3 separate regions of the Homo sapiens genome follow, and all the other regions are linked to region 3. The links are chromatin loops, found by intact Hi-C in ENCODE. Cell type or tissue: PC-3. All regions are shown on one strand.

The links. Hi-C counts contacts between places; a loop is a spot of excess contacts. Peaks named below come from ENCODE experiments on the same cell type or tissue, not always from the same donor. Only the 100,000 strongest peaks of a DNase experiment are listed, where the experiment ranks them.
Region 1: a loop joins it to region 3, with 3.0 times the contacts of the local background. A loop is called at or near these places in 2 of 110 quality-filtered maps.
Region 2: it touches region 3 in a loop (2.1-fold over the local background); 2 of 110 quality-filtered maps call a loop at or near these places.

The regions. Positions count from the first base shown.
Region 1 is chr11:104,619,969-104,627,968 of GRCh38, forward strand. No RefSeq gene overlaps it. Among named protein-coding and RNA genes, the nearest start is that of LINC02552, 15 kb to the left of the region's middle. In PC-3, no CTCF peak of the experiment used is centred here; a DNase peak (open chromatin) is centred at 3,763; H3K4me3 peaks cover 502 bases; H3K27ac peaks cover 1,217 bases.
Region 2 is chr11:104,664,431-104,672,430 of GRCh38, forward strand. It overlaps LOC105369466 (a long non-coding RNA gene), which reads left to right and starts at 6,706. Exons shown (of 3, transcript XR_947965.3): 1 at 6,706-6,888. In PC-3, no CTCF peak of the experiment used is centred here; a DNase peak (open chromatin) is centred at 4,851; H3K27ac peaks cover 1,123 bases.
Region 3 is chr11:104,768,983-104,776,982 of GRCh38, forward strand. No RefSeq gene overlaps it. Among named protein-coding and RNA genes, the nearest start is that of LINC02552, 160 kb to the left of the region's middle. In PC-3, no CTCF peak of the experiment used is centred here; DNase peaks (open chromatin) are centred at 2,999, 4,159 and 7,719; H3K27ac peaks cover 1,507 bases.

The sequences.
Region 1 (8,000 bases), 150 kb before region 3:
ACATAATAGTTGTAAAATCCACGTTGCCCCATTGCAATGTATCTTACAAACTGCTGCCAGATAAATCTCTCAGAAACACAGCTCTGATGTTGTCACTCATCCCACCAAGAGCATTTAATGGCAGATTCCCAGCTAAAAGAAAACCTGTCTCTGGGAGACCTTGAAGCAGCCTTCTTTCAACCTTGCACTAAAATATCTAAAATGGCTCAGAAAAATAGAATAGTTGCAATATAAAGGATCAAGACTAAAGGTCAAAAGATTGTCGTATTTTAAAAGAAATTTGTAGTTATTCTAAAGATAATGCACTTGGGGTGGAAAAAAACATTGGTGGCCTGCCATGCTTTACTCTAAGAAATGTATCAGCAAATGTTGGCCATCTGAAAGAAGGTAGGAAGACAGTCCATTCCTCTCTGTCTGCCCAGTGAACTCAGAGACCTGGGAAAGGGTTTAGCTTTCTGCTAGGTTGTCAGAAACCTGGTGAGCACATTGTGTAGTACTATGCAGCCACATGTAAGTTGGCATAAAGCTCTGTCCTTCACCTCAGTCTTTCTACTTTCCAATCCTTGTTGAGACTTGCTGTACAGGAGACAGCATACATACTGGGAAACAAACGGGTCATGTGCCCTGACTCCTACTCACTAACTCCATGACCTTGGGTGTCTTTGTGCCTCAGTCCCTACATCTAAAATGGGAATAATAAGAGTGAAAGCACTACTTCATGAAGATCTGGAGAATTAAGTGAGCTGATTTTATTACTAAGGCAATTTTTAGCTCAACACAAAATATAGCCAGAGAGGATTTTCTTAATGCTTTGAAGAAAGATTTTTTTAAAGGCCATACTTAATCTTAGAGTAAATCTCTTTACTCCTCCCTATTCCAAGGGTCAGAACAGTCTAAATAACCCCAATTCTGCTATCTCAGAGGAGAGGGACAAGCCAGTTTCACACAACTGTGGCAGGGATTTGGGCAGAGGACATACTGAAGGAGAGTTAATATTGGTAAGTACTGTTATCACAGACATCTGCGTGGCCAGAAGAAAATCCAAACAAATAGCTAGAATGATAGAAATATAGCTCATGAAGAGAGCACTTTAAAGTCTGAACCTGAAAAACTGCAGAGAGACCAAAACTGCTTTGTTTTTGTATTCACTCCAATACAGGAAGTCACCAGGTCTCAGAGGGATGGGAATCACATGGGAATCAGTGTGAGGTGCAGAACCAGGAAACAGTGAGCACAGTGATACCAGGAAAGGCAGGACCAGAATATTTTAATATATTATAAAGTGATAGTAGGTCACTGAGATAAAATATAACCTTTAGAAGAATGTGTTTTATGTGGGTTATAAATGGAGTCACAAAAGAATTTTTGCCTTTCCAAATTATTTACCTTGCCTGGAGGCAAACATTCATTTGGAAAAAGGAATTAGTTCCCACAATAGTAGTCAAAAAAATTGTTTATACCATGAATAATTTCTCTGTTTTATGTTTATCTCACTCTTTCTCTAGATCTCTAATTTTAGATTCAAAATGATTAATTTTTAAAATACTTTGAATAAGATCATTCTAGATTGACAAAACTAGTATAGTTCATACTTCTTTAAAATTTTAAATATTTGGTCATTAATTATGATTACTTGTAAGATTTATATAACAAGAGAAAAAGTTAATTTGTAAAATTGAAAATTTTACTGGAGACATTAAGCTAAATATTTGAATTAGAATCAAACTGCTCATACAATTATTCTCAAAAATGCCACAATGGTTCTAGATGTGATTACCAATCTGTACCTTCATTCTCTTAATTCTCCTGTTTTCTCTTCGACTCTTCCTTTCCAAGTCTCCACCAGGTCTCCTATTCCTCCTCCACCCCTTTATACCTCCTTATGAGTCGCCATTCCACCTTTCACACACCCACTGATCATCTTATTTGTTCTCTTTGAAAAATCTCTCTATTCACACGTGTTTAACTGTTGTCTACATGCACAGTGTCTTGGTCAGTTTGGGCTGCTAAAACAAAGTACCTTGGTTTGAGTGGCTTAGACACAACAGAAATTTATTTCTCCTAATTCTAGAGACTGGAAGTCTGAAATCCGGGTGCCAGCATGGTTAAGTTCTGATGAGGACTCTCTTCTGGATTGTAGACCGCCAACTTCTACTTTTATCCTCACATGGTAGAAAAAGAGTAAAAGAGTTCTTAGGGTCTCTTTTGTAAGGGCCCTAATTTCATTCATGAGTGCTCCACCCTCATTACCTAATTATTTCCCAATACCTCGCCTTCTGATATAATTATATTTGGGAATTAGAATTTCAACAAATGAATTTTGGGTGGACACAAACGTTTGGTTTATAATACTTAGATTATCACATTTTACCCTGATCTTTCCCTAACCTTACAACTCCTATATCCATTGAACATATCTACCTGGAGATCCATGATGACTCAAAGGCAACATTTCTAATAGTGAACAATACACCATTTTTTTAGCCAGTTTTTTTTTTTTATCCTTCCCTATTTCTGAACACAGTTCATGAAACCATTGTGTAGCTTCTGAGAAGTAAAGCTAACTTTCCTACGTTTAGTCCCTATTATTTGCTAGCCTATTTGTCTTGGTTTTGACTCCCTTTTCATAATTCTGCATATGCTTATCTCACAACTACGGCTCTTCTCTTTCAATTTGAATGGCATTGGATTAACACACAAATCTTTCCTTGACTGTGAGATCTGTTCAGTTTCTCAAAACAACTAGTTTTCAAAATTTTGTTTTCTAATACCCTGCTTCAAGGAGATTAACTAAGAGATAAATTATTTAAAACATACTCTCCAAGTTTCTTCAATTCCCGTGGTCCCCATGGACTTCAGCTATAGCTTTTATGCAGCTCTTCAATTAAGAATCAAGCCTGTACAATAAACAAATGCTGTTTAAGAAAATTATATAAATATACTGATTTGATTCACTTGAGTATAAGTTCCCAACTCAGATAAATCTTTAAAGTGCATAGTATTAATTTTTCATGTCATTCATTTTCCATTTCCCAATAGTTATACAAACAATGATTTCGGAGGTCAAACCAGCTATCTTCTCCCCAGTGTAACTTTATCTTTATTTCCCACAGACACGAGAACTATCAAATACCAATTCTTTTGATTTCTCTTCCTTCCTTCTCCATACCTATATCTTTACTCATTCTCATGTAAATAGATATTGTGTCCTGAGTGAGATTTTTCTGTTGTTTTACAATTGATGCTAAGACCCAAAGCTAAGAATAGAAATTCCTAAGTACCTCATATTTTAAATTCAGAGATCCAACTATTGGACTAGCCATCTTCCATAGGGATAATTGAAAAGTACCATCATAGAATGTATACTCCACCATTGCTTCACCAAATCTACCTGATAAAATAAGAGAACCCATATGGGAGAAAATGGCAGTGCTCCTTAAAAGAAGCTACTCTTCCCTATGGGAGGCAGAGTCTGCTTCCCCTTATCAAATCAAAAGAGAAAGGACTACTCTTGAGTATGATAAATATAATTTACATATCCCTTAGGAAAAATCTGAGTAACCAGTAGGTACTCAGAAATTCATGGCTAAATTATGCAAATAACATCTGTCTTATTTTTCCAGAATCAGTGTTGCTCTGTGCACTCTTTCTTGAAGGTTGGGAAATTGCCCTTGAAGAATTAGTAGATATAGACCAACAAAGCTATGAGATATTTCAAAAATGTAACTGTCACAAGATAATGAATAATGCTATTGGTATTCATCTGGCAGACCCATTGACTCATTATTTGAGCTGAAGGTAAACAGTTCATGTTCTTTACTACATTATCATCAGTGCCAGAGAGACAAAATGAGATGTAGTGGGATAGGTATACACAGAGCCCATCCAGCCTCAGTCTAAAAGAAGTTTACTGATAAAGCGTTCCCTCATTCAAATGTACAATTATCTGCCTAATTGAAAACTGAATTTAAATATTTTCCTGGGGGAAAAATGCCAGTTTGATGCTCTGTTTTTTTTTTTCTTTTAAAGTCTTTGCCGATGTAAAATGAGAAAATTTTATTGCAGGGTGCAATGATTTAGCATGCATTAAAATTAAGTATCTAAAATATCTACAGGGCCTGAAAAGGTATATGGAAATGAGCTGTTTTCCAAGTTAATGCCACAGGAAATGACAGCTAAGCTGATCTCTTTTTCCCACAGCCTTTTAATGATGCATTTCTCTTAGCATTTGAAAGGACTTTAGATCTAGCAGGTTTCAACTCTAGGGTATAGCTGATTCAAAGTGAAATTAGTGTTGGGTTCTAATATGTTAATTCAGAAATAACTGGTAGATTCATTTATAGGAGCTCAATTTCCATGAGTGATATGTAGGCATATAGGCAAACTTATGAAATGAGCAATGTTTATCTCTAGTTGCTCCAGCCTTTCCATTTTCTAACCTGCCTTGATAATTTCTACAACTTTCATATCTTTTTTTTCTAAAGATGTTCTCTGATCCTTCATTTGACTAATCTGTACATGCAAAATATAAGTTCCTTTTTCCTTATAAACCCCTTTTTGTTACACATCAATAGACCACAAGAACAAAGGACAGTAATATAGTTATCAGGATATTGATTTGGAGTGAAAATTATGAGAAAAAATTTATGGGAATGTTGTATATGTAAGGATTGCAAATATATATTATATTATCACATATAATTTTAAAAAGGTACAAATTTATATATTAAATTAGCTTTGAAGATATTCTACACTATATTTTGTCTATGAGAAAATTGATGACAGATGAGTTAAAGAAACTAAACATGACACAAAGTTAAATTTAATCACAATGGTGGCTTTATAATTTTTTGAAAATGTTCAACATAGAGGAAGGTAAGAATTAAAGGTCTCAGTTTGTTGAAGTCAATATGTAGATGTAATCGGCAATATGAAGCCACTGTGAAAGTCCTATCACATTCCTTGTGTTTTGTGGAACACTGGATGTTGAATTGTAGGACTAGATTTTTCATTCTCAATGTCATCAGAATTATGAACATAATATGTAAAACATCATTTATTAGCAACAGTTTTAAAAGCTATAGCTTCGTATTGGTAAAAATGAATTAAAAGAAAAATATTGAGATTTTGAATTTATTAATATTAGGAGTAATTCTATTCAGAATAAAAAAACAACTATCTAAGCTGAAATAAACTTTAATATAATTAAAAGTAACATATTATTCATAGGTGATGTCGTTTGTTACAACAATTCTACATACTTTTAAGGACTGTTTCAGAAATTTGTTCTGCTGAAACTGACTCATATGAACTCCTTTCTTCTCATTAACTACCCTGAACTTTTTCTATTTCCAGTGCACATTGTCTTTCTGCCAACTCTAAACCTCTAGGCATAATCCAGATCTCACAAAGAGAGGTGAAGATACAATAATCGTGGGGACTATGTGATTAAAGAGTTTTTGGCATTGGACCCATATCCAGATGATTCAGTTAGTTGCATTGGGCTTATGTCCAGACAAGAAGGTTACTGAGGCCAGACACATCTCCTTTTAATGACTCTGGGAGCTCTGTAGTTAGTACTGGTAACTACGTCCTTACAGATGTAGCACAGCTCCATGGAAGTAGGTAACAGACTAACTTTTGTATTAGTCCCAGCTCAATCCATTAATAGTTTTGTCTTTAGCAAGCAATTTCAGCAACATTTACATCTATTTAAAGCAATTTTAAAAATAGTTAAATGAATAAAGAATATAAAAACTTGTAGGGCTTCAGAAAATACACTTCCAATAAATGATAAATATTATTAGCTATTTTTTCATGATAACTTGTCTAATTGTGCAAGTCAGTATTAATGAAATTAATAAAGTTAATGTCAGGTTGATTAATACATGACGAAAACAATTTCAATTTACTGTCACACATTTTAGTATAAAATATAATAATCATATGTAAAATATAGAAAATTATATAACAAACAGTAGTATACTCACCACTCAGCTTTAAAAAAATTTAATATTTGTCCATATTAACTTTAGAGCTTATATTGTTTAAAACTTGAATCAATATAGATACTGGCAGTCATTAGTGAACAATTTCCACTCCATTTTTTTCCCTCTCAACTTAAAGGGAATCTTCTAAGTACATGTAAAATATTTATCTTAAGTTTTCATGCTTTTAAAATATATTAGAATCAATAAGCTTTAGAAAGTTTATATTTTTAGATTTTTACATTTAGGTATAGACTATTCATTGTATGGCGGATTAAAGCTTTCCTTACATATATATATTAGGCTTTAAAACTCTGCTTTCTTATTAATGAGCATTGAGGTAGTTTCAACTATCTTGCTATTATAAACATAAATCTTTGTGCCTCTTCATTTTTAAAGTGGAGATATTAATAGAAACTCCCTTATAGGGATTGTTGTAGAGAATAATATGGCCAATAAATATAACAATTGTTCTTAGGCAAAATAAATACTATGTGTGTCTACTATTAATATAAATAATATTGCAAGGATTCTTTTTGTATTCGCCTCTCTGACTCTATGTAGAATAGGAATGATATCCAAAAGTGGAAATGTGTGGTTTTCAGGTGTATACCTCTTCCCTTTTACTGTAGTTTTCCATTCTGCTTTCCAAAGTAATAGTACCATTTTATGTTCTCAGGGCTTGCAGTAGGTTGTTTCTGGACATGGATTCTGGAGTCAGATTCCCTGGCAACCAGCTGTATGACCTTGGCAAAATATTCCTCGGCTACCTAGTTTTCTAATTCATCAAATAAACACAACAATATTATCCATTTTCCTGGGTTGCAGTAGAGACTAAATATTTATATACAGTAGTTAGAAGAGTGTCTGCAACACATTAAGTATACAATAAACATTAGCTATCGAAACCATCACCAGCAGCATAGAAAAGTTCTCTTTACTAGTAGCTCAAATTGCCTGATTTGACTTTTTTTGTTTGTTTTCTGCTTTTTGCCAAAATAAATGAGTGTGAAGCAGTTTTTCATGTGTGCTTTAATGTGCTTTGCCCTAATTCCTAGAGATCGTCTTTTTTGAAGGAGCCCAACTCCACTCTATCTGCTCTGTTTCCCTCTTCACATGTAATGATTTTAATCCTTGACTTGGTCCTGAAACCAATCCCAGGCCAATTCCTCCTGGAGGCCATAAACTTTACCCTGGTTCTCCTCTCAGTTCTACTCCCTACAGATAATTTTTTTCTTTTTGAATGAGGCTATGTGCTTTTAACTTTTTTCTTATTGTACTTCATAAGACACATTTTCACAGTAATTTCATTTCATAGTCATTTTGTGTTGGGACCAGAGACATTGCCTCCAATCATGAATTTACAGGTCTTAACTAGAATGTAAAATGTATTTTTTTTCCCTGATAAAATTATTTATGTTCACTACAGGCAACATATAAACAGATTAATTGAAGTTGAAATAACACCCCATTCTACCACCAAAAATTCTTTAGATCATGAATAGAGCTGCATTAACCTGCATCTATAAGTTGTTTTGGGAAATAGTTGTAACTATGCAATGTTATTGAATTTCCTAAAATTGTTTTCTTTAAAGAGAATGCTATTCTCCGAGGTATTAATAGATGTTCCTGGAATAAAAGATTCCACAGTCAAATAAGTTTGGAGTACATGGGGTTAAAAAGTTAAATATATACTTTTGCTGCAAGCCTACTTGAGAGAGAGATAAATTGTATATGATTTTTAAAACATATTTGGCCATTAACTACTCCTAGCTCATGTATGCACTTTCCTTTCATATTTCTTCAGGGCTTAGTGGTGAAATTTACAAGTAATATTCGTAGCTCAGAGAAACCAGATCCCGACTTTTACTCTATTTAAGATTGTTTGCCAATAAAGTTTAATTTTATTGTGTATTAAAAAATGTTATTCTCAAATTGCTTGTGTTATTTTCCTAAGCTGGATATTGTAATTGTATCTACTTATTAATAATAGTTTTTGGCTTTAAGGGATCC
Region 2 (8,000 bases), 100 kb before region 3:
CATGCTTTGCTGGTGAACTTACACATATTCCTTAAGACACAAACTATTTTTTTTAATCTTACCTTTTTCCTTAACAGAAGCATAGTGGCAGATGTTGTGAGTTATCTGGTATGGTTTGAACATTTGTCTCCACCAAATCTCACATTAAAATTTGTTCCCCAAAGTTGGAGATGGGTCCTGGTGAAAGGTGTTTGGGTCGTGGGGGTGGATCCCCACTTTTCCTCTCTCTTGCCATGTGCTCTTTACACACTGGCTGTCCTTCACCTTGTGCCATGAACAGAAGCAGTCGGAGACCCTCATCAGAAGCAGGTGCTGGTGCCGTGGTTCCTGTATAGTCAGCAGAATCATGAGCCAAATAAACCTCTTTTCGTTATAAATTACCCAGATTTAGGCTTTCTTGCATAGCAACATAAACAGAGGAAGGGATGATCTATGCTTTATTCTCTCTGCCTTTCTTTCTTGATAGGAGAATTCACAATTTTACTTAGTGTTTAATTTTCTCTAAATACTCCAAGACACCTCTTGGATGCAGATCAATCTCTCTAATTGGGAATATGAGGGTCCCCACTATCTATTTCCATCTCAGCCCTCCAATCTCGTTGCTCATCATTCCCTGACTCAAATACCAAAAGGCTAGTGGTACCCTTTCCAAACCATGCTGTTTCTCTTTTTAATGTCTTGCCTCATAACACATGCATTTTCTGCAAAGTCTACTCCTTACCCATTATTAAACATATTTTAAATTTCAGATCTGAAGGCACCTCCTCCAGGAAGACTTGCCTGATTCTCCATGGGCTGTTATGTGCACCTTGAATATACCCTCTTTATCATCCTTGTTGTAACACACATTATGGATTAATCATCTTTTTTTTTCTATCTCTTTCTTTGTTTACTAAGCTTCTTGAATAAAAGGATTGTCTCATTCACCATTATGTTTTTTGCACAGTGCCTGACACGTTCAATATATTTTTCACTTTTGATGTTTCACTTAAAGGCTAGTGCTTTTCCTGAGTGACAAGTCAATGAATTGAGAGATTTAAAAAAAGAAGCCACAGGATGAGAGAAAATATTTGCAAAACACATACCTGAAAAAGGACTATTATCCAAAATGTACAAAGAAGTCTTAAAATTCAACAATAGTAAGCAAACAACCCAATAAATAAATGGGCAAAAGATCTGAAGAGACATCTCATCAAAGAAGATAAGCAGATGGCAAGCAAAACAAAGATAAATAGATGTTCCACATTATATGCCATTAGGAAACTGAAAATTCAAACAACGAGACACCTCTACACACCTATTAAAATGACTTAAATTCAGAACACTGACAACACCAAATACTGACAAGAAGGAAGCGCGAAAGGAAATTCTACTCATTGCTGGTGATTGCAAAATAGTACAGCTGCTTTGGAAGACAGTTTGGCAGTTTCTTACAAAGCTAAACAGAGTTTTACCACATGATCCAGCAATTCACTCTGTGATATTTACCCAAATGACTTAAAATTTATGCCCACACAGTGACCTGCATATGAACATTTATAGCAGCTGTATTTATAATTGCCAAAAAAATGGAAGCAACCAAGCTGTCTTTCAATAAGTGAATGAATAAATAGCCTGTTATATATACAGGCAATGGACTATTATTTAGCACTAAAGAGAAAGGAGTTATCAAGCCATAGAAGGACATAGATAAAACGTAAGTGTCTATTACCAAGTGAAAGAAGGCAATGTGAAAGCTCTACATACTATATGATTGTAACTATGTGATATTCTGGGAAAGAGAAAACTGTATAGAGACAGTAAAAAAATAAAATAAAAAAGTGATTGCCTGGTGTGTGGGGGTACAGGGAGAGAAGGAGGCAGAAATAAATAGGTGGAACACAGAGCATTAGAGGGAGAGTGAAATTATTCTCTGTGGTATTATAAGGGTGGATACATGTCATTATACATTTGTCAAAACCCATAGAATGTACATCACTAGTGACTTCTAATGAAAACTATAGAACTTATTTAATAAAATGTATCAATATTGCTTAATCACTTATAACAAATGCACCACAGTAATGCAATATATCAATAGTAGGGGAAACTGTGTGTATGTCGTGGGGTGGGAGGTTATAAAAATTTTGTGCTTTCTGCTCCATTTTTCTGTAGACCTATAAATTTTCTCAAAAATAAGCTGTATTAACTTAAAATAAACTAATGCATGCAATTTGTAGGGCATTAGGTATCTTCTTGAAGACTCTGAAAATAGGCTTAGAAAATGATTTGAAGAAAAGTATCTGATGTATACAGGAGAGACATAGATGGCTTGAGACTGGCTGCAGTTTGAAATGTGAATGCAGGGAACAGTCATGCATCTTGAGGGACGACAAGATCATGATTCAAGCCATATGTGTTGCCATGACACAGTCCATCTTTTGTAAAATTTGATTCCCTGTGCCGATTGAAGGACTGGTTAAGTTGAGATGAATTCTGAGCAAGAGAATATCAAACAGCTAATTCAGTAGCCTTCTCATGATTTATAGCCATAAAGCCTTTCATTATTCAATTCCTACTGAACTCTAAAAATAACCTGGTGATGCATGTAGCACAAATATTATTAATGCCATTTTACAGATGAAGAGACTGAAGCTTAGAAAAATTAAAGTTGCAATAGGACTTAAAACAGGTTTTGTAGTTTCCATGCCCTCCAACTGACTCATTTCCACCCCTTTGTCAATATGATATGTATATATCTGTATCTCTTTGCACTGGATATTGTATTGTAATTTATCATCTTCTCACCTTTGCTCCAATGTATAATGGGAATTCACATTTTCAATGTCCTCCTCTTCTTCTTCCTCTTCCTCTTTCTTTTCTTTTTTTAAGTATAATAATGATGATTTTAAAATATGACAGAATTGAGACCAAGCATATAACTCATATTAATAAATATTAATGTGCTTGACTTACTTAATACAAAAATGATTTTAAGTTTAGTTCACAAAGTAAGGTCCGACATAGTTCTACTTTTTTATCTACACCGCTGCATTGCATTTAAAGTATGCTTGGCTTAGATATATTCAGGGATATTTCATTATATATTTATTTGTCCATGTCAATTGTCTTTATGTATATAATGTTTTATATAAGTCTAATTGAAACAAAATTTGGTAATGAGTCAAAACAAGAAATTCAAATTTATACAGAGTTTTATAAGAGTTGATATATGACTTTATAATATAGAGAATGGGAAAGCATTTGACTAAGGCCAATGCTTTTAACAAAGGGTTATGAAAAGAATTAGGAGAGATGCTAGAAACTAACAAGGGTTAACTAGCATTGGTAAATACATTACATGTACAGTAGCAATGTTAATCCGTAAACAGAGACACACTGGCTCAAACATTTTTATTTGAATTGTGTTCTCCAGAGAAACTTCAAGTCAAGTTCATTTACCTGATAAATGTATCTTTACAATGTATTTGTAAGGGTAGCTGTTTTAATGCAAACCACTTATGTATACAAACCATTCATATTTGTAATATAAGTTTTAATTATAGGTTCAGCTAAACTGAAAGGTCTATGCAGAATATAAAATAACACTAATGTGCTCACTATTTTTATGTTGATTGTTAAAATTATTTTACACCAGAGATTTGTTACATTTAACAGGACTGGAATTATAGTATATCAGTTAAGCATATTACCCAGTAATTAAACGGAACAGATAATTGAATTACTATGTTTATTGCTTTAGGGAAATACTTTGTGAAAACCAACATAATATTCTACCTTGAAAGTTTAGCACCACACAGCATGCACCTTTGTGGTGCGTGGTCTGAAAATTATGTCTCCTATTACTTGTAGTTTTGCATGCCTCCATATTTTTCCACTATGACTCTCTTGTGTATTCCATTATGAGTTAAATTAACTAGTACACAGCTTCACAACCATTACTAAAATATTGAAAATCTAAAGCTCTACTCTAACTTTCAAATCCCTTTACTCCTCCTCATACTGACTCTTCTCTCAGCCACCAGTGACGTTGGTACAGAGGAAAGGAGGAGTCCTGAACACCCAGACCTAGCTCAAATACTAGTCCTAGATGGACTGGCAAATCATAAACTCCCAGACTGAAACTTTTTCATTATTCATTCTCTCACTTATTCATTCATCCCAAAAATATTTACTGAGCATTTACCATGTGTAAGGCACTGATATGAGCATTGGGGATTAACCAGTAATCAAAACCTACTGAATCCCGGCCTCCATTGGAGCTTATCTACTAGTTAGAAGATGATAGAGAGAAATAAATTAATTAATTAAAGTTACAGTATAAGTCATGAGTGCTATGAAGGAAAATACAGAGAGTAAGAGGGATAGAGAGAAGAGAATTATGTTTTACATAGATTGCTCAGGGAAGGCATCGCTAACTGGGTCACATACAGTTAGAGAGAAGAGTGTTAAAGAGTGTTATATACTTCTTCAATAAATATGAATCGGGCAGAAAGAACCACATGAGCAAAGACTTTAGAGAGGAAGAGTGTTCTGGGTAAGCAAGAGGAACTGCAAGAATGCCCATGGACCTGGAGTAGAGTAAATGATGGGAAAAGTAGCAAGAGGTAACTACAGACAATAAGTGGGATGGTAGATCATTAGCGACTTGTAAGTGACAGTTGAAATGTTCGGAATTTGGGTAAAAATTAGAAATCCACTTGTGGGTCTTTATTGTAGATGAGAAATATGTCATCATGAAGTGTATCTTCTAGAAGTATCTCTGTTTGCTCAAGATAAAAGGGTTTATGACTGACACATAAATGAAAGTTTGGAAATGCTTAGTGGTTAATGACTCAGCCACAAAGAATGCTGTTACTATTGGTACATTCAACCAGATAAACAGTATGCTTCAAAAGAATATATAAAACAAGAAAGCACATGGCTGAAGATCACAGGGATAAAAGAAAGTCAGGATTAGAGCAGCCACTAAGAGTTACAGAATTGGACGAATTGGGGCAGTAATTGTTACTCAGCTAAGTAAATGGAAGAGCAATTTTGGAAAAGGACAACTGCAGAAAATGGGTCAAAGCAAGATGGTTTTATTGATTTACCTTTATGCTTACCAACCTCAGAAGAAGAATGTGTTGACTCGAATGCAGTTATATTATATCTCTGGATTTTAAAGACAAAAATTCAGTCTACTTAAAAGATACTTGAAATAGAGAGTTTTATTTGGTCCTGGAGATCATTTGGTCTGCTGATTCTTGACCTTGGCAGTATTTTAGATTCATCTAGAAAGATTTTAAAAAATACTGATGCCCACCAGGCATGGTTGGTCATGCCTGTAATCCTAGCACTTTGGGAGGCTGAGACGGGTGGATTACCTGAGGTCAGAAGTTTGGGACCAGCCTGACCAACATGGTGAAACCCCGTCTCTACTAAAAATACAAAAAATTTAGCCGAGCATGGTGGCAGGTGCCTGTAATCCCAGCTACTTAGGAGGCTAGGGCAGAAGAATCACTTGAATCTGGGAGGTGGAGGTTGCAGAGATCTGAGATCGTGCCATTGCACTCCAGCCTGGGCAACAAGAGCAAAACTCCATCTCAAAAATAATAATAATAATAATATATTGATGCCCAAGCCCAATTCTACCTCTGTTAAATCAGAATCTCTGGGATATAAAGCCCTGACAGTATATTTGATTAACTTTCTCATTTATCCTATTGTGAAGGCAGATTTTAGAACCACAAACCCGTTTCTTATCTATTTCTCCTAGCTCCACATTCCAGAGATTCTCATGGAAAGGCTGTCAGAATCTCTTCACAAATTTTAAGATACAGTTTTTGGTAGCCTCCCTAGACTTATTTAAATCAGTATCTCTTATTAAGGATTCAGGTTTGTGTATTTCTAAAACATTTTCCAGGTGATTCTCACATAAATATCTATTAAGCTGCTATCCTACTCCAGGCTGAATAACTGAAGCCGGAAGCATTCAAATTTTGCCGGAACATTTCCAGTGGTATTGCACTATTTCACAAGTTAGCCTATTTTAATTGATATTTTTAGTTCTGATACTGAATCAACATTCACCTCATTGTAAATACTATCCTTTAGTCATTTTTCTCTCCCATGGGGTTAGACGGAACAGATTGTCTTCCTTATGACAAGCGTCATAAATTTGAGATTCTCCCAAGCCTCTTTTTCTCCAAGTATAATATTCTTAATTACCATAATTATTTTTCCTAAGGCATTGTTTTTAGACCTCCTGTTTACTTGTTCTTTAACTCATTCCCCATTGTCAATATCTATTCCTGACAATATTCTTCTGTTGAGGTGACTGGAACAAACATTGATTTATTTTCACAGTCACATCAGTTGAATTTGTATTCAACTTAAACTACCATCCGTGTTTTTCCTTATAGGAATTGTTGAACTGTCGTTAATTCAAGTCTTTACCACACCCTCTTATATATGACAAGATTCTTTATTTAAAAATAGGCAGGTTTAAATCTTACACCACTTGATAAGTGTTTCAAACCCAAATTTGTATCCAATAGAAAAGATACTCAGGGAGCCCCTACATGGGAGACATAAAAAGGAGAAGAAAATATATTTTAAATAATTTGACACCATATCCAAAACAGTTGAATTTGGGAACTAGTGAGACAGTATCTGGAGACTGGATATTCTGCTTCTGTCTAGCTTATAGGAATTTTGAAACAGTACCACTCTCAACCTCATAAAGAGAGAAACCTATATGAGTTACAGAATCACAAAGCCAGTGTGAGCTAGCATGGCAGTATAGAATTCCTGGGATTTCCTAACACAAGTGTTGTTTATACTTACTTCCAGACTCTTTTTTATGACCCTGAGAAACGACACTGAGTACACATAATAAGACTAAAGGTAAGGTGGGAGATCAGAGAGGTGCAGAAGTAGAAGAGGATGTGGAGGCTTTATATTGTATCACCTTGGCCAGAGTAAATTACATTTCCTTGAATTACTGTTACTGTTTCCAGTTAAAGAGGGTGGCAAGAGGTATTATTAGGAGACTAAGAGAGAGGAAGAAAGTCAGCAGTCGTTTTGCAGCTCACCCACATTATTATTAGGCTAATTTACCTTTGCAGCAGGAAGTTTCCTTATTTTTCCCTGCATCCTTCAGCTTCTCTGACCCTGGGCTAGGTGTGTACTTAGCTTTGGGAAGAATGGCCCAGCTTCTGTAGGACACTCAAATCATCAAGTTCAAAAGCAACAAAAATGGACAGGGTTTTAGTTTATCCTATTGAGACTCTGGACTGTGGTTGGGATTCCAACATGTTCTTGATCTCTCTACTTTTCATCCGTCTTCCCTTCCCAACTGCTTGGCTGATAGATTTCCAGCTCCAGCATTTGATGCAAAGACAAAATCTCCCACAATGGATTAAGGTCACATTCCTGTAATGAATCTGGATTTATGTATTTGTGGTTCTATTTCTCTGTTTGAACCCTGATAGATACAGGAGGGACCAGTCTGTATTTCAGGAAAAGCATGAAACCCCACCCCTTGCACGTTGTATTCTCTCATATGGAACTAAGTGAGGGGCATAAAACCATGTCATATACAGGGGAAAAATAGGTATTGCTGCTGAGGAAAAGGTAGGATAAAGAACCCCTCTCACCTCAGAAAGACAGTTTGAGCTCTCCTACTGGGGAGAAATAGAAAACTCTTTCAGAAAAGCTCCACCATAGATACAAAACAAGATTTGCCTGCCTTAGGGAAAAGCAGCAAGAATTCCAAAAATTCCCTAATTCTAAGACCCAGACACATGTAGCTCATTTAAGATTGTGGTTGGACAATAACACACAGACCTCTTCAGCCTCTCACCACTAACCTTCCAAGCTTTTATTACATAGTAAATGGAATCTATTGCTCTTGGAGGGACAGAGCTTCAAGAGAGAATCCTATGTGGCACAGATGTTCAGGGCTAGCTAAAAGCTGAAGGTGGACCACAAAAAACCCAAACCTATTAGCTCCCCAG
Region 3 (8,000 bases):
TTAGCCAGCTTCTTTACCGCAATGTTTTATCAGCAAGGTCTTTATGACCTGTATCTTGTGCCAACCTCCTATCTCATCCTGTGACTTAGAATGCCTTAACCATCTGGGAATGCAACCCAGTAGGTCTCAGCATTATGTTGCCCAGCTTCTATTCAAGATGGAGTTGTTCTTGAATAGAACACCTCTGACAGATCTTCTCAAAAGGTAAGGCACATTTAGGTCTGGGGTAGGATGGAAGGGTACGGGATGAGAGATTTTCCGTTGTACAAAGGGAAGGCAGAAGTTAAAGTAGGAAGGCCAAGAAAGAAAGGAAAATCTCCTTCCATGGCGTGAGTGTCGTCTTCCTTTATTTGTGATTCCAGTTATTTAATTACTTCTATTGAGTATTGAACTTTCCATCTAGAGGTATGCAGACAAATCATATTCTCTGCCCTTGGAAATCTGTACAATACTAATGTTTCAAAATATTAATATGTGAGCTTTCTTCTTTCCTTTTCCAAATTTCCATTTTGGTAGGATGATCTCCCCAAAATCGCCTTTAGGTGCATGAGAACCACACCCCAAAATGTCCTTTTTCACTTCTATCAAAAGTTCTCTCTTTTTAACCCGATTATTTCTGAAATGAGCTGAAATCTGTAGCCTAAATATATAAACATAATGATGTGATTTTATAATCAGTTTAGATTAAGTGCAAAACGTATTTAAAATGTAAGAGTGTCACCTGTTCAAGATGCTATCATTAAAGTGGTTGGTTGTTACTTATACATAAGTCCCTTGAGTAGTTAATGCAAGGCCATTCTCAATAATACCCAGAGCTACTCAAATATGATTCATAAAAGAGACAGTCCTTGAATCTCCTCTCCAGGGCAACCTGAGGTAATAGGTAATCACCGTATTCTGTCCTTTTGCTATTACAGCTATCAGAACTGCTTGACAAAATTGCTATCCCTCTCCTAACCAGGTAAGACTAACCCAAAACTCCTTTGGAGAAGAGGAGAAAGGGGAAGTGTTGCTGGCCACCTGGAAACACAAAGTTCTTGACTCCCCACTTGACTCTCATAGGCTGATACTCTAACCCTTATTCTCCATGGGCTAGAGAATCCCTTCTCATCTGCTCATTGAAACTCACAGACAAAAGGTGCCTGCATTTATTTTACTCATAGGTGTCAAGATTCCATTTTCCATGTTGAAGTTATTTCAAGTACCTTTAACCATACTACAAGAAATACAGTAGTATGGAGACCCCATAGGAAATGTATAAATTGCCCTGCCCAAAAACAATACAGTTAAAAGTCAGAACAAAGAAAAGCTGGTGTGAACCCCAAATATCTGAGGGAGGTCTCAGTTAATTTAGAAAGTTTATTTTGACAAAGTGAGGACATGCACACATGACACAGCCTCAGAAGGTCCTGACGACATTTCCCCTAGGTGGTCAGAGCACAGTTTGATTTTATACATTTTCGGGAGACATGAGACATCAATCAACATATGTAATATGAACATTGGTTCCATCTTGAAGCAAAGGAGGGACAACTTGAAGTGGGGAGGGGGCTTCCAGGTCATCGGTAGAAAAGAGACAAATGGTTGCATTATTTTGAGTTTCTGATTAGCCTCTCCAAAGAAGGCAATCAGATATGCATTTATCTCAGTGAGCAGAGGGGCGACTTTGTATAGAATATGAGGCAGGTTTGCCCTAAACAGTTCCTAGCTTGATTTTCCCTTTAGCTTAGTGATTTTGGGGCCCCAAGATTTATTTTCTTTTCAAACAAGATTCTCTAATTCTAGTTTATTTGTTAGATCCTATGTATTTGGCTATTCTCATCTCTTGTACAAGTGAGGTTCACTAGTCCGAACCTCTTTACTTTCCATTTTGGCGTCTTTTGGCAAGGTCACACTGAGTTTATACAGTGTACCTGTGTCTAGGTTCATGGCTTTCCAAGTATGCCATCATAAAATAGCTTGTACTATTTTACTGGGAAATTAAACCCAGGACTATAAATCAAATTCTTTGTTGCTCTTCCTGGATCATTTTTGCTTTTTTTTTTTTTTTTTTTTTTTTGTGAGACAGAGTCTTGCTCTGTTGCCCAGGCTGGAGTACAGTGGCACGATCTTGGCTCACTGCAACCTCCACCTTCCAGGTTTGAGCAATTCTCCTGTCTTAGCCTTCTGAGTAGCTGGGACTGCAGGCATGAGCCACCACACCCATCTAATTTTTGTACTTTTAGTAGAGACAGGGTTTCACCATGTTGCCCAGGCTTGTCTCGAACACCTGATCTCAGGTGATTCACCCACCTCAGACTCCCAAAGTGCTGGGATTATAGGCGTGAGCCACCACACCTGACCTTCTTTATTTGACATCATATGTGATTCCAGCTCAAATTAAATTGAGAATTAAAACAGATAGTGAATGTAGCCCTTTATATAGAAAAACAAAGTTCAAGTCTCTATAGTTGTAGCTAACAAGCAGTTGAAATGTCAGTCTGCTTTTTCCTGAGCAATTATGATGTAACTAAGGCACTAAATCTGCCGTATTTGTGGTGGTAGAGGCAGGAGAAGTCATTGAAATGCATCTTTAGTTATGAATCTCATTGTAAAAAGTTGTTTTTGTTCTTCCTTAGACTCTGTCTTTAAATATGTAAAAAGGCTGTAGTTAGCCCATGTTGTTGTCATGGGATCCATAATTTAGCTAGAGCTCACCAGTAGTAAGGGACACAATATGGCTCAGGAAGTACTAGTAGAAACAGAACAGGACTCATGGAGGAGAAAAAGCTGTATGGGTGGACTAGGACATCGGCCTGCACCAGGAGAAGAAAGACAACACCAACTGCAGGGTTTGGGCAAGACAAATAATGTCCTTGTGCAGTTTGCTAGTCCATGTATAAGATTTTCTGTAAGAACTGAGCAAATAGAGGAATCCATGACACTTACTGCTTGCCTATTTCCTGGGTGACGTTTGTTGTGTACATGCTGCCTGTTGCTTTTCAAAGCAAACCAGAAAAGTGAGGATGTTTGCCAAGAACAAAGGTGTGATGGACTTCTTTGGAAATGCTTCCTGGAGAAGAGTTATTTACTGTTAGTGGTTACGTCCATTCCTCCCCTATTGCAGTCTGTTCTGTTGAGGGTTGGCAGGATACAAACAAAGTCTATGATTCTTTCCTCTCTTCAATGTTCCATTCCTGGAGAGGAAACTACTAAGGAGAGAAAGGGGCAGAGTTGGCCACTCGAATAAAGCTGAATGAATACCAAAAATGTTATCCTAATGACCATAATCATTTTTCATTTTAACATAACAGAGACTTTGAATCCACGGGAAATTATCCTAGGTAACAACGTGACTACTAACATAACATTTACAATAGTGTTCAACGATTTATTACCATATGCTTGGATATTATTGGCATGGCATTTATAACAAAAAAAACTTTCTCTGCTTACTCTTTTGTGTTCAGGGACAATGCTATTACATTCAAATATTTAATTATGTCTGTTTCTCTTAGGCTGAGCTACATCGCGGAAAAATATACTCTAGCAAGAACACTGACTATTCTATTTGCACTGCCTATTCTGCTATGCAGAAGCCATGGGCCTACTGCTGAGTGATATATTTATATCTTAGATAAAATAATAGTTGCTTTCTCACAAGCAACACAATTACTTTGCTTACATAGGGAGATGGAGAAAAACAAAACTAACAAAGAATGCTTCGTGGAGATTAAAAGACTGTTTAAACCAAAGAGCATGTGCATTTCAATTTATATGGTGAACGAGTAGGAAAGAATTATTACTGGGAGAAAAACAACACATCTGATTATGGAGCACACTTGAAAATATGAACAATACTCTGTTCATGAGCATAAGTATGAAGTGCTGGGGTTAGCATCCGGCTGATCAAAAGCATCTTGCAAAGCGAAGAGGAAGTGCTCATTATTCAATGACTTCCAGGCTTTCACACAACTGTAGTAACTTTGTTTACAAAGTCATCTGATTTTAATTGAAAAAGATCTTGAGATGCTCAGAGATGTATAGAGATGACAGATTAATGGCCTTCTCACACAGCCTAATATTCCTGCAAATCCTTAAAACTGCATCTTGTGAAACTAATATGAGAAAAGGGTATGGCTTTCCACATTCCTGCCAGCTTAGGTTATCCATCTGACTGGCGTATGACTTGCAGCTGGATTATGACTAAAGCAGGGACAGATGACTAATATGAGCTGCTGCTTCTAGAAATCAGTAGAACGCGTCCTAATTCAATCACGCCCACTCAGTATTATCTCTCCCTCTAAACTTCTCTTTGTATGCACTTTTAAATATCTGTTATTTTTTCATTTGTCTCATATGGGAGGTTAATGAGAATTACATAAACTGATAATGACTTTTCTTTAAGTATTAAACACACTATTAATAGGCTAGAGAAATGACACAAATCATGCAAATAAGTAAATAAAAAGCTGAATCTGCAGAATAAAATGTTAGCAATAGATCACATTCAAGTTGCTGGTAATTAAATATTGTGAGCCTAAAATAAGTATCTCTGTTGCCAAAGAACATGCTTTCAATATAATTTTCCTTTTATCTTCTGAAGACCATATTATTTTATTATACTTTCAACATTCTTTATTTTTGGTGGTATATAAATAATCTATAAAGAATCTGCATTAATATGGTTTATACCATCAAAATTATCACTTACAACTGACAGAATTTTAAACCCCAAATGAAACTATTTAGAAACCTAACCATAAATATATAATACCCTGTCATTTTTTTCAGCCTTATTTTTCTTTCTTTCTTTCTTTTTTTTTTTTCTTTTTTTTTTAGACAGAGTCTTGCTCTGTCACAAAGGCTGGAGTGCAATGGCACAATCATGGCTCACTGCAACCTCTGCCTCCCGGGTTCAAGTGATTCCCCTGCCTCAGCCTCCCAAGTAGCTGGCATTACTGGTGCCCGCCACCACACCTGGCTAATTTTTGTATTTTTAGTAGAGACAGAATGTCACCATATTGGTCAGGCTGGTCTTGAACTCCAGACCTCAGGTCTGGAGACCTGCCTCGGCCTCCCAAAGTTCTGGGATTACCAGCATGAGCCATCGCACCCGGCCTCAGCCTTACTTTCCTTAAGTAATAATCAGTGAAATCACTCATTCAAGATGCCAATATATATGAATACATTTTTCTGCACACACACACATACATACACACACACACACACACACACACACACACACACACACAAGTGAATTAGAAGATGGCTCAATATAAAATGTCCCAAACAAATCAGAGAATGTTAAGAGATGGATGAAACAGAATAGAGTGTAAGACACAAATAGAACATGCTTACAATGTTTAATCTATGCACTGTTGCAGTCCCAGAAAGAAAAAAAAAATAAGCCAATGGATCAAAATTAATATTTGAAGAGACATAACACAAAAATTTTGTAGGCCCGGGTGCAGGGGCTCACGCCTGTAATCCCAACACTTTGGGAAGCCGAGGCAAGTGGATCACCTGAAGTCAGGAGTTCAAGACAAGCCTGGCCAATATGGTGAAACCCCATCTCTACTAAAAGTACAAAATATTAGCTGAGCATGGTGGCGGGCATCTGTAATCCCAGCTACTCAGGAGGCTGAGGTAGGAGAATAACTTAATAACTTCAACCTGGGGGGCAGAGGTTGCAGTGAGCAGAGATCCTACTATTGCACTTCAGCCAGGGCGACAGAGGAGACTCTGTCTCAGAAAAAAAAAAAAAAAAAAAAAGAAAAGAAAAATTAATGATTAACATATATATTTGAGAAGTGAAACAAATTGCCAACAAAATAAATACAAGTGAATCTACACCAAGTCACATCATAGTAATACTGCTGAAAAACAAAGACAAAGAAAAAAGACCAAAATCAGCCTGAGGGAAAGCAAAAACACAGTACATTGAAAGGGCAAGAGTGAGAGTGACATATGACTTCTCCATAAAAACTCTCAAAGCAAGAAGGCAAACGAATGGGATCTTAACAGAGCTGAAGGAAAACAACTACTAGAAAAGTATTGTTATACTTAGTGAATATATTCTTTAAAAATAAGGTAAAATAAAGATTTTTCAGACAAAGGCTGAGAAAGTTTATCTCAGCAGACTTCCACTATAAGAAAAAGATAAAAGGGAAGATTTCATCAGGCAGGAGAAAATTTACCCAAATAATTAAAATATAACTAAAAATTTTAAAATTTAGTTAACTTTAAATTGTATGGATGATTAAAATGAAGGATGATTACCAAACAACATAGGTAAAAGGTGATAAATGCAGTATAAAGTTTAGATTATTGCACTAGTATCAGAATTAGAGTGTAATGGGTTAAAGATGAATATTATAGTCTCTAGTGTAACAATTAAAGAGTAGTTAAAATATGGATTTCTAACAAGTTACTTGTAGAACTTGATAAGAATGAATGATAAAATTATCCAATCTATTCAAAAGAAAGCAGCAGTCAAAGAAGATAGAACAGCATACAGATGGACCAAATACAAAAAGTTATATAGTGGTAGATTAAAACCACCCATATCAGTAATTATATTAACTATAAATGGACTAAACTCTCCAAGAAAAAGATTAAATTATTGCATTAGATTTAATGAAAAAGTGCTGCTACTTGAAAGAGACAAACATTAAATAAAAGGATGTACAAGGTTTGAAAGAAGGATGGAAATTGATATACCATGTAATTACAAACTAAAAGCTGGGGGGGCCATATTAACCTCAGGAACACTAGATTTTAAAAAAGAAATATTGCTGAAGATAATTAAACATAAGACATACCATAATGGTAATGGGAATGATCCAATAGTAATGTATCAGAATTCTATGTATTTTTCAATAACAGTTTTCAAAATTATAAAGTGAAAAGTGAGATAAATAAGGAGAAATACATAATTATCATGACAGACTTTAAATTACTAATAACTCCAATCTTCAAGGCCAAAGTCTTCAAATCTTTCTCTGCTCCATCTTTATATTACTTTTTCCTCTATGTATGAGCAATCTCCCTCCTTTTTATAGGGATTCATTTAAGACCCAACCAGGTAATCCTGGATAATCTCTCCATCTCAAGATCTTTAAATTAATCGCATCTGCAAAAATCCCTTTTATTATTATTATTGCCATATAAAGTAACATTCACGGGTTCCAAGGATTAGGGTGTGAACATCTTTTGAAGAGCCATTTTTAAGCCTACTACAAGTCCAGTCAGATATCCTTCCCTATCTGATGGACACTTGCTGAGATGACAAATCCAGCTTCCTATAAAGTGCTGATTCTCTTCCTGTAAAGTACTGATACTTGTCATTATGTCCTAGGTCTGATCTTCAACATAGTCAATGCTGTAGCCATAGGAAATGAGTTTCTCTTTAAGCACTGCTAATTGTACCTTGAGTCAGTATTTGTCTGTTTTGGGGCTTTCATTTTCCTTCTTCAGTGCATCAGTTACATCCAACAATAACTAACAATATGACAATACTTATAATTACAACATCCACCTTCTCTGTCCAGTATAGGAGGTATTGCGTATAACAATTTATTTCCTTCCACCCAGAAACATTCCAATTTGTGATGGATGAAAATTTTGGTAATCTCACTGCTCTAGCTCCAGCATAGCACAGTGCATAAACAGTTCACTTACCGCCAATGATGAGGTCATGATACCATCTGACCATAGAGGAATTCAACTCCAGATTCCTGTTTCTCCAGATTCCTTCCTATGATGAACCAGTTTAGGTTATTCACACACATTTACCTGAGGTTGGGTTCTTCAGAAACATAACCTGAAGTGAAGATTCATGTGCAAGTTCCCAGGAAAAGCCAGTACAGAAATGAGGGGAGTGGAAGAAGCAAAGCAAGGGGGCAATTTCAGGCAAAGTTCTGGGGAAGGTAGCTTTAATTTTATCCTAGAAGGAGACTCAGGAGTATAAGTTACTCCTTGGAGTTCATTATGGCCCAAGGCAAGGGAGCTGGTTTTCG